Linked DNA regions of Homo sapiens: region 2 is linked to region 1. A link is a loop called in an ENCODE intact Hi-C map of the cell type or tissue named here. Cell type or tissue: PC-3. All regions are shown on one strand. Each heading gives the region's core, and the rest is flanking DNA. Links, peaks and the distances in the headings are about the cores only.

Evidence for each region. Peaks named below come from ENCODE experiments on the same cell type or tissue, not always from the same donor. Only the 100,000 strongest peaks of a DNase experiment are listed, where the experiment ranks them.
Region 2: a loop joins it to region 1, with 5 times the contacts of the local background. A loop is called at or near these places in 4 of 110 quality-filtered maps.

Annotation. Positions count from the first base shown.
Region 1 is chr12:64,807,841-64,813,425 of GRCh38, reverse strand. It overlaps a transcript of TBC1D30 not described here. Among named protein-coding and RNA genes, the nearest start is that of TBC1D30, 14 kb to the left of the region's middle. In PC-3, for the core only: no CTCF peak of the experiment used is centred there; a DNase peak (open chromatin) is centred at 2,405; H3K27ac peaks cover 1,598 bases.
Region 2 is chr12:64,874,078-64,879,662 of GRCh38, reverse strand. TBC1D30 (TBC1 domain family member 30) reads right to left here. Exons shown (of 12, transcript NM_015279.2): 12 at 1-4,662. The coding sequence ends at 3,875. Among named protein-coding and RNA genes, the nearest start is that of LINC02389, 6.9 kb to the left of the region's middle. In PC-3, for the core only: no CTCF peak of the experiment used is centred there; no DNase peak of the experiment used is centred there.

The sequences.
Region 1 (5,585 bases), core at 378-5,377:
GGGTTTTCTTTTGTTGTTGTTGTTGTTGTTGTTGTTGTTATGGACTCTTGCTCTGTCGCCCAGGCTGGAGTGCAGTGGCGCAATCTCGGCTCACTGCAACCTCCACCTCCCAGGTTCAAGCAGTTCTCCTGCCTCACCCTCCCGAGTAGCTGGGACTACAGGCGTGCACCACCACATCCGGCTAATTTTTGTATTTTTAGTAGAGACGGGGTTTCACCATGTTGGCCAGGCTAGTCTCAAACTCCTGGGCTCAAGTGAGCTGCCCATCTCGGCCTTCCAAAGTGCTGGGATTACAGGCTTGAACCACCATGTCCAACCCTACAATATTTTTAAGGACATTTAAACCTACCTTACAACATTTGTCATAGATTACCAACAATGCCGCCAGGTCACCCAAGCTTCTTTGCTCTTTATTTTCGTTACCACCCAATTTGACCTAGAAATTTAATGCAAGATCACTCCAGGAAGCCCATAAAAAGAACGTTTGTTTAAATTGACAAATTGCTCCAATTTTTCAGCATCTTGATTTTTTTTAACATGTTACTTGAGAAGAATGAGCTACGATGCAGACAAGCCAACCCTTTTCTGCTCTTCATAAATTAATAAAGCCCCAGCATTAATTACTCCGTAGCCACTGGTTTTGCAAGATCACTGCAAGCAAAAAAAAAAAAATCAATCTTTCACAGCAAAGTTTAAGTGAGTAATTTTCTTCTCAATTGTTCTATTTCTCCAACATCATAACTTTTTAAATAATGCATGCAATTTTCTAAAATTTGGTTCAACCATTTTTTTTAAAGTTTACCAAGTGCAGTCCATCATTTATGAAAAAGGTCTGGTCTTGAATACATTTTCATTATTTGCAATATAAATAGGTTTTACAATGTATTCTACATTCCTACACGTATTAACACCAATTCTTCCAGTTGTGGCTTACAAATATATCGTGGGAAGAGAAATAGTTTGTCCAAAAACAATTATTTTTATAAGTTTGTTGATTTGCCAGGACTATATTTGCTAACAGAGATGCGCAAATATAGGAGGAGGATTAACAATAATAACAACTACTGCCATATACCAATTGTTTACTGTGGATCAGACACTGGGCAGGATGCTTTAATTATTTTATCTTGTTTAGCCCAACAAAGTATATATTATTACCCAAGAAACAAGAAGTAAAAGGGGAGTGTATGCATATATCAATAGGGTAATTTTTTCCTAGGCATAGGAAAAAAACAACTAAAGGAAAATATAGTCATATAAATATAAGTAGATAATTCTAGGTAGTTAGAATATTGGAAATTATTATATTTTTCCTTGCACTTTTCTAATTATTTTATTCTGGAAGGAAAGAAAAAAGAATGAACAAATGAATGAACAAACTGACCAGAAGGTTAAATAACTTTTCCAAGGTCATGCAATTACTAAGTGGTGAAGTTGAGATTTGAACCCAGGTCTGTCTCACTTGAAAGCCATACTCTATCTACTAAGTCAATAAAATATAATCAGGTATTTTGTATCTTAGCAGGATCAAAACATTTTGGAAGTTCTGAAAGTAGACTTGTTCACAGCCCCCATTTAAGTTACCAACTGAACAAAATGTCCATCATTTCCAAAAACTCTTCTTCCATTATTTAACTACTAGTACAAACAAGGTACTGGTAGAAATATCAAAGAAGCAGCAATAACAAGGTCAGCCTAGCACTGCCAGTTAACAAAAAAATCTCATGATAACAGAACAAGTGAAGTTCTCAGGTAAGGGCTACAAATACTGGCTCTATCTTATACGATGCCATGGCTGGACATACAGGAGTCAATTAGGGTACACAGTGGGATGGGGCTTGGTGAGCACCTCACAGAGCACTCCTTTCTGCATCAACCCACCCTGTAACTCATCCGGGAGAAATCTGAGCCCCTGTAGTTTCCTTAGAAACTGCAGACATGATTTGTCCTGAAAATTAATTTGCCAAATGTGAGAAAGGAACAGGAAGCTGATTAGTTAGCTGAAAAAGCAACAAACTGAAGACCCTCTCCATAGAGAGAAAATGTTCAATGATGCAGACTCAGTATAATCAGCCTTGAATAATTTTTGTGCCATTGTTGTGTTCCCTCCCATGCAGGGAGCAGCTGTCATAATCACTATCTGTGTTAAGATAACTTTTGAGATGATTCGAACAAAATTGTCCAAAGACTTTTTTAAAATGCTTTAAAAATCTTGCACTATATTACACTTACTCATTAAATCTCATAAAAATCTCATTAACTACTTACTGATGTTGACATTTTGATAGAGTGAGTCAACATTTCAGATGTTCCCTTGCCATATGTCTAAGACTTGCATTACAAAATTTGGTATACAACTTGATTCCAAATGAACTTTGTTCAAAGAGAAATGTTTAGAATGCCTCCTCTATCCTGCCTGATGCCATCCAGGTGAGTCAGAATGGCACAGAGTGAAGCTAGTAGGCAGCAAATTTATCTACGGCTGACTCCTCCATGAGGGAAAAATTGGATTAGGCCAGTGATGTGAGTTTACCTTCTAGGCTCTGGGGCTTCTGGCTTCCTAACAGTAAGGATGGTTGAGCAACAGAACAGATTAGTAGAGCCTAGAGGAAAAGATTATCAGGAGGAATTCCCAGGAGAAGAAAGTCAAAGGTCATTTAAGAACAATATTGTCTAGGATTTGATTCAGTAGTTAGCCATTGCCTGTTTTCTTTCATGCTACAGCTTCTCTCCATGTTACACTAAAGCCTTCTGTAAACTGTGTTACATAGCATTAGGTCAGTAGTACTTCGGGGTTTTTTTTTTGGTTTTGTTTTGTTTTTTGAGACGGAGTCTCGCTCTGTTGCCCAGGCTGGAGTGCAGTGGCACCATCTTGGCTCACTGCAGCCTCCCGGTCCCAGGTTCACGTGATTCTCCCACCCCAACCTCCTGAGTAGCTGGGATTACAGGCGCCCATTACCACGCCCAGCTAATTTTTGTATTTTTAGTAGAGACGGGGTTTTGCCATGTTGGCCAGGCTGGCCTCAAACTCCTGACTTTAGGTGATCCTCCGAAAGTGCTAGGATTACAGTGTGAGTCACCAGACGATGATGGGGGAGGAATAGAGTAGAGCAAAGAAATGAGGCAAAAAGATGGTGCTGTAAGAACAGAGAAAACATGGAGAAGGAGAATGGCCCAACACAGACCACGTATGAAGCAAATCCCTCCCCCACCAATATGGGCTGTTGGAAGTGGGAGCTATATTTTGCTATTGGTTGTCTCAAATACCAAAGGTCACTTTTCATTTCTCCGAGGCCTTGAGATCATTTCTCCGAGGCCTTGAGATCACAGGAGATGGAGCAGGGTGGAGGGAGAGCCATATGGACGAGGGGTTAAGAAAGGAGGGCTTCATCAACGGAGCATGGGAGGGTTGCTGTCAGCTGCAAAGGTGGAGATAAAGCCACTTTTGATGGAGAGGAAGAGGAGGAAATAGCGAAGAAGAAAAGGGGAAGGGAACACATTCTACCAAGGATCCCAAACTCTATGAGGTAGAGAATTAAATTATAAATTATTTTTCTGGGTGGTATTAATAATAAACCATCTGGGGGAAGGATGCTTTAGCTTTTGATCCATGATTAATTAGACTGGATCTGTAGCATTATTGATCCAAAGCCACAAACAAGAAGCAGAGCACGAATCACAGATGCAGAGGGAAGCTGGAGAAAGTTTTAAGAAAAACAAATCAAGATGAAAGCCAGAATGACTGGAACAGGCCAGAAGGCGGATAGTTCGAGAAAAATGTTTCAGAATGCAAGCTATAAAGAATTCAGGTTATTAACTACAGGGTGTTAATAAAAAGAAGTCATTATTTGAAAAGGACACTTGCACATGCATGTTTATAGCAGCACAATTTGCAATTGCGAAAATATGGAACCAACCTAAATGCCCATCAACCAACAAGTAGATAAACAAAAGTAACATTCTACCATGGAATATTACTCAGCCATAAAAGGAATGAAATAATGGCATTTGCAGCAACCTGGATGGAGCTGGAGACCATTATTCTAAGTGAAGTAACTCAGTAATGGACAACCAAATATCATATGTTCTCCCTTATAAGTGGGAGCTAAGCTATGAGGACACAAAGGCAAAAGAATGATATAATGGACTTTGGGGACTTGGGGGGAAGAATGGGAGGGGGGCAAAGGATAAAAGACTACACATTGGGTACAGTGTACACTGTTTCAGTGACCGGTACATCAAAATCTCAAAAATCACCACTAAAGAACTTATCCATGTAACCAAAACCACCTGTTCCCCAAAAACTATTTAAATAAAATTCACAAAAAGAATTCCAGTTATTAGAAGTATAGTTTTGTGTGGTATTGAATGGATAGCACAAAGACAGACTTGCCATGTTTTAAAACACAGAGCTATACCATGTTCATAGCAGCCAAACAGGTGGATGCAACCCAAGTGCCCAAAGATGGATGAATGGATGGATGAATGGAAGAACAAAATGTGGTAATACATACAATGGGATATTATTCAGCCTTAAATATCCATGTTGTAGCATGGATATATTACTATATTATATAATCCATGCTACAGCATGGATGAACCTTGATGACATTATATTAAGTGAAACAAACCCATCACAAGAGGACAAATACTGAATGGGGGTTGCCAGGGGCTGGGGAGGGAGGGAATGGGGAATTACTGTTTAATAGGCACAGAGTTTCAATTTTGCAAGATGAAAAGAGTTCTGGTGGTGATGAATGCACAGCGTGACTGTACCTAATGTCACTGAATTGTACACTTAAAATGGTTAAGATAGTAAAATTTCTGTTATATATATTTTACCACAATAAAAATAAGAGATACCCTTAGAAAAGCCAGAGAGATACAAATCAGTTGGCAATTTTCAGTATGTCTCTCTTATGGCAGTATCTTCCAAGGTATAGTTCATCTTATGGCAAACATTTTTGAGCACCTCCCCTGTGCAAGCAATGTGCTAGACACAGAGCATTGAGACAGGCACGGCACAGTCCAGTGGGAGATGCAAACCAGGAAATAGAGTATTGCAATGCCACGTGGCCAGGACGACCCTGGAAGTAGTAAGCACCTAAATCAGACTATGTGGTCAAAAGAACTTTCAAAAGGGATGGTGCTTCAGCTGAATCCTAAAAATAGAAGTACTACATAAACGTGGTGCAGAAAAGAGTACCAGGCGGAGGAAATAGCATGTGGCAAGAGAGAATGTGATAAATTGTAAGTACTGCATGTAACTCATTCTGCTTGGAGCACAGAGTGGGAAGGAGCCATCTGAAGGAGAGAGGAAGGTGGAGAGTCAAACAGCAGCCAAGTTCAAACAATGAAATTTATTTTTCTGGCTGGGCATAGTGGCTCATGCTGTTAAATCATAGCACTTTCCAGGACTGAGGTGAGGGGATCACTTGAGGCCAGCAGTTTAAGACTAGCCTGGAAGACATAGGAAGACCCCAGCTCTACAAAAAAAAAAAAAAAAACTTAAATTAGGCAGGGTGGCATGGGCCTGTAGTCCCAGCTACTCAGGAGGCTGAGGCAGGAAGATGCCTTCCTTGAGC
Region 2 (5,585 bases), core at 356-5,355, 66 kb before region 1:
AATGAGGTATGGGTGTTATGAGTGTTCATTATCACTGCTTCTAAAACACTTCTGTTGGCACTTCCACACTAGAAGTCATAGAAAGGAAAAAAAAGGAAAGAGACTGCTGCCTCTTCCAGGATGTAGAGAAGCAGGCATTCTCATTCACTACTTGTATAACTCCAACCTTTAAGAATGGCAATTTGGAGATATATGTATCTTAAAAATGGACATATTTCCTGACCCTTCAACTCCACTTCTATACGCATATCCTAAGAAAATAATTCGGGCTATGTACATACATGTAACAGGATACTGTCTCTACTACTATCTAATCAGAAACCTCCTATTTGACAAGGTACTGGTTATGTGAATTCTGGCATGAACACATTAGGGAATATTAGTCACTAAAAATCATATTGTATAAGAGCATTTACCAGAAAGACAGCTTAAACTACCATGTTCAACATAACTTTTTTGTAGATAATGGCGTGTACACACATACACAAACGTACTGGAAAGATCTATATCTATATCAGAGTATTGATGATTCTTTATGCTCTTTTTGTTTTCCCAATTTTCTAAAACCTGTGACTTTTCTAATTAGGAAAAATAATATATTTTAAATGCTGCAGACAGCAAAGAAAGTGGCTCAGAAACGATGTAAAGAGAGTTTTTATATGGGGAGATGGCAGCAACTATACATCTATTCATACAGAATCCTTAATGCCATGCAGCTAAACTATATTTATTGTTCATTTTATTAAGACAAAAATAAATAGTAGATCTAAAGGTTAATTTTAGGTAAACTCTCTAGGTAAACTCTGTGCTTACTCATATTCAGGAACCAGCGAGTCTGCAAATGCTGGGCAGGTCACAGGCCACCCTGCAACCCAGCGATTAGACTGGGGGAGATAGAGCTTATTGGGCTGTTTCCCTGGTTCATGTGACCAAGGGGGGTCTGGGGTTGGGGGTGAAGGAAGAAGGAAGAAGGGAGAAGGGACTGTCACAACAGTGTTCCATGCTTGCACTCAGAAAATGGCAGAACAGTTACAACAATGAGAATCTTTATGCATATAGCTTTGTGATCAATACAATCCTTCAGAACAACAAGAGACAAACAAAGGAATACAATGTCCCAAACAGCTGCAGTCCACAGGCTGACATTGCTAACTAGATTTAGATCATCTGGAGGCTTTTGTAAGAGGAACTGAGGTGCAGAGGCATCAGAATGAGTTGATTCCCGGCAAAAGGGCTAAGAGGCTACAGACATATCTAAAAATCAAGAAACCACTACTTGTTAAGTACTTCTGGTGTTTGCATACAGTGTCCAATACATAGGGAAGATAGCAAGTCCATACTGGTCTTTGTACATGCTGTGTGGTAGAGGCTACTGCAGGTTTCTTTATTTTCTAAAGTAGGCAAGGCTCATAAATTGACCAATTCACATTGTGATTACTTGGTACAATGCATGCATGTTATTGGTACACAGAGTGCTTTAATAGGAATCTGTTGGATTTTCAAAATTCTGACAAGGCCATTTTTACCTCAGAGGACTATTATCCTTTCACTTATTCATTCATTCAACAGATACGTATCCCAAACTGTGTGTTACCTCATCCATCCCCTTCTCAGGAAGACCAACCCTGGAAATAGGTGAGAGGAGAGTGTTCACAGGGCACAGCATGTGTTGTTGATACTAAGTTTGTGGACAGCAATGGTACAATCCCAAGGACTTGTATAAGTGGCCTCTACCTCATTAACCATTTCCTTGAACCCAGACCATCAGGGAGCTAGTGAGCTGATTCAAGAGAGGAAAGAACAATTCTCCATTCAAGTCAGACATCCCTCAAGGGGAACATGACTATTCTGACTCATTTGAGAAGGGGCAAAGAAAAGGATATGAGGTGGAAACACTATTATCTGTAAAGTTTAGCTGATGGAAGAAAATGGTGTCATTTGCTTAACTTTGGAAAATGCAGTGGGTCTCTGGGCCCTGAGGGTGGTATGCAAAATAAGCCCATCTCTCCACCTACAGCCTTCCCAAAAAACAGGCTGTAGGCGTGGCTGCTTTTTAAGAAGCTGGATGCTAACTTCAGATGGCACAGAATTCAAGACCAAAACTGCAATAACTTATTAGTCATATTTTCCATCTTCAGTTCCTTTGGGGGTAAAAATACCACGAAGAAGATAAAATGGCTTTTCTCACGGTATAGGTCATTGTTGTGTTTTCTGTTCAAAAAAAGCCCACACAACCACATTCTCTATTATAAAAAGTAGTACCTCTCATAGTAAAAGCCTGCTCTACAGTTACAGTTTTCGTTTCAGAATTAACAATCCATTAGCTCAAATTAATATTGGCTGCATCAACAATATTCCTGCAAGTATCGCCAATCGTCTTCCAGAGACAAACATGAAGGCTGAGTCTATTCCTCTAATGATGGCGAGGAGAAGGGGATTGAGGAGTGAGCCTTCTGTTCAGCCAAATAACAGGTGCATGAAGCATTTTTAAAATAAACTCCCTGTTCAGGATAAGGAAGTCAGAGCTGGTTTTGTAAAATGCCATCAAGGGACTCTGTACCATCTGGAGACAGGTCCTTTGAGTCAGGAGGGATTTTAGTGAATGGCTTCCCAGTCTTGGTTTTTACACGCTATGTAGCCAATACATCTGTGTACAAAGAGCATTAAACCCACCTATTGCACTGAAGGAAATGTGGCTAAGTCACTTGGAATACCGAGAGTACTGACCTTGAGTAACTGAAGTGCTACTTCACCTCTGTGTGGCTCAGAGTTCCCATCTGCATAGTGGAGACAAGAGGTGCTATCCCTGACCCGCTGGGTGAGAGAGAGCTAGAAAGGGCAGGAGTGAGAGGGAGCTAGAAAGCACTGGGGCCTTCTCCAGAGAAAGGCAGTGTTCAATTAACAAAGTACTCAACAAAGGACTCCAATCAAAAAGCACAAAATTCAAGTAACAGAGTCACAGGTGCTGTGTTCTGGCTTCTGAGCAGAGGCCTTGTGCGTCTGCAGTCTAGAGCTGGTGGGTGAGTGAGCTGTGTGGTGGGGGATGCAGGCCAGGCTCCGCATGGAGCCCATCAAGTCATCCGTACCACTGAGGATCAAAGCTCTCCTTGAGAGGCGAACACAAACCTCAGGAAAAGCTCAGTGGCGCGAGCAAGCTGTCCGGAGCAACTGCGTAAAGCATATGCCAAGTGTGTCCTGTGCATAAGATCTTCAGCTGGGTTATCGATTGAAATTTCAACAGATGAAAGGTTTTCTTCATTTTGCAGGTAGAAATAGACAGTTAAAGAAAGGCTATCTAGATTTTTCTCCTATGATTTAGCATAAGAATAAAAAAAAAATTTGAAACTGGTACTGTGGGAAATCTCACACGACACAATCCCCTCCGTAAAGCATGAAAAGGAAAATCAGGAAGTTTTTTGTAACGAAGAAACTTACTTTCTTTTTACAGTTTCTGTCCTAGCAAGCTGGTATGTGCATGCTTGAGTATTAGTAACACCCAGAGAACTGGAAGGTTTGGGGGTGCTGTCACAGGGACTCTGAAGGCCCCCAGAACAGAAGGATGGACGAGAGTTAACAATCTAGATATAGTCTTTTTTAAACAGCTCACAATGAAAAATTGGGAAAACTTCACACTATAAAACCACAATATTTATTTTGCCACAAGAATCCACTTCGTCAGTTAGCAAGTAGCTGGGAAAACAGCCCTGTTCTAACTCCTATTATAAAACTTCCAGTTCCCATTTTTTATGGGCTGTTGCTCATCCCTGAACCTATTCATTTTCACTGGACAAATAAAACTCTTTTAGAGCCATTCAGCTGCAACCCTTATACTACTGTGAAAAGGTGAGTCCAGATACAAAGTTTCGGGGAGACATCATCGTTTTTTAGTGCCACTGTTTCCACCGCCGGGTTTGCTGAAGCTCCTACTCATTTGAGGAAAGTGCACAGTTGGGGTTCTTTCTGTAGGGCCATATAATCCCAAGTTCCTGGCAGTAGCAGATTTCCGCAGGGGCTTGACGCTGGGAAAAGGGCTAAAGATGGGGGTTTTTGAGTTGCTGCCTTGGGGAGCTTTGCTGGTGGCTTTGTTTTCTTCGGGTGCACTCGGCGGCTCTGGGCAGTGCCGCTGGCAGGGTGGGTGCACCCTGAGCTCAGTTTCAGCTGCAGCATCCCTCTGGTTCAGTTCCAGGGCTCCCAACTTCGCCTGAACTGCAGACACATCCACATCAGCATCTCCGAACACCGGCTCCGGAGACTGCCCCTCGATCGTCCTCCTGGTACTGCCTTCAGGGCTGCTGCCTTCTCTCCCAGCTGTCGCTGTACAACCAGAGGGGAATGCCTCTGCTGCCCCCAGCCCATTGGTCTTGCTGGCCTCGTTCTGCTCATCTATCAGCCCTACGGTGTCCCCACAGCCCGGATGACTCTTGGTCCTTGGCATGTTCTTTTTGTGGACTCGGATGTGAGTTCGCCACGGGGAGTTGAGCTTCGTCTTAAGGTCTTCGTAGGGGACAGGAGATATTTTCCCTCCTGTGTGACCAGGGATGTGGATGACAGCATTCTTGGCAGCTCTGTTAGTCATTTTCATCTTCTTTCCTAAAAGAAGGTGGTTTATAACTGGAGAACTGTTTACCTGAGACGGGAGAATGCTGGTCACTGGCCCTTTGTCTGAAAGAAATGTTGAAAGGTAGTATGAAGTGTACCACAAAGAAACACATCCATCTTGGAACAGAAATCACTTAGAGGTCCTCCCAGCCCCGTCTACCACATCCCTTCCCATGTGTTCCCCAGGGAGGGGCAGAGTCATGTGACTGAAGACAGCAGAAACTGAATTCAACCGAAGAGCCTGGAATACCAATGCGCTCTTCTTTAAAGAGGAAGGGACCACAGGGTGATGATACAAAAAGGAACATCTGACCCCTCATTCCTAATCAGAGCCTGGACTCCCTAATTTTTTTTTTTACAGAGAGCTCTTGGCTCTGAGTAGCAACCTCTGAGTTACTGTACTTAGAAAAATCTTTGCAGATTTAAAAAAAATAATACAACAAACACTATGACCATATGGATTATCATCTGTCAGCCTCTGAGAGGTAGGAAAAGAACACACTGCATATTATGAAGTGAGATCCAGCAGAATGACAGAAGTGATAAAAAGGTAGTGAGAATGCAGTGAAATCACAGCTATCCAGCATCTAGCCCTACAGGTGAAAAACCACTCCTGTGTCCTCAATGGACTTCGAAAGCCAATTGAAAACTGAAAAGCACCAAAAGCTTTGTCCTCAGCTAGGTGCCGTGGTTCATGCCTGTAATTCCAGCATTTTGGGAGGCCAAGGCAGGAGGATCACTTGAGGCCAGGAGTTCGAGACCAGCCTGGCCAACATGGTGAAACCCTGTCTCTACTAAAAATACAAAAATTAGCCAGGTGTGATGGTGCATGCCTGTAGTCCCAGCTACTTGGGAGGCTGAGGCAGGAGATTGCTTGAACCCGGAAGGTGAAGGTTGCAGTGAGCTGACATTGCGCCACTGCATTCCAGCCTGGGCAATACAGTGAGACTCCTTCTCAAAACAAACGAACAAAAAAGCTTTGTTCT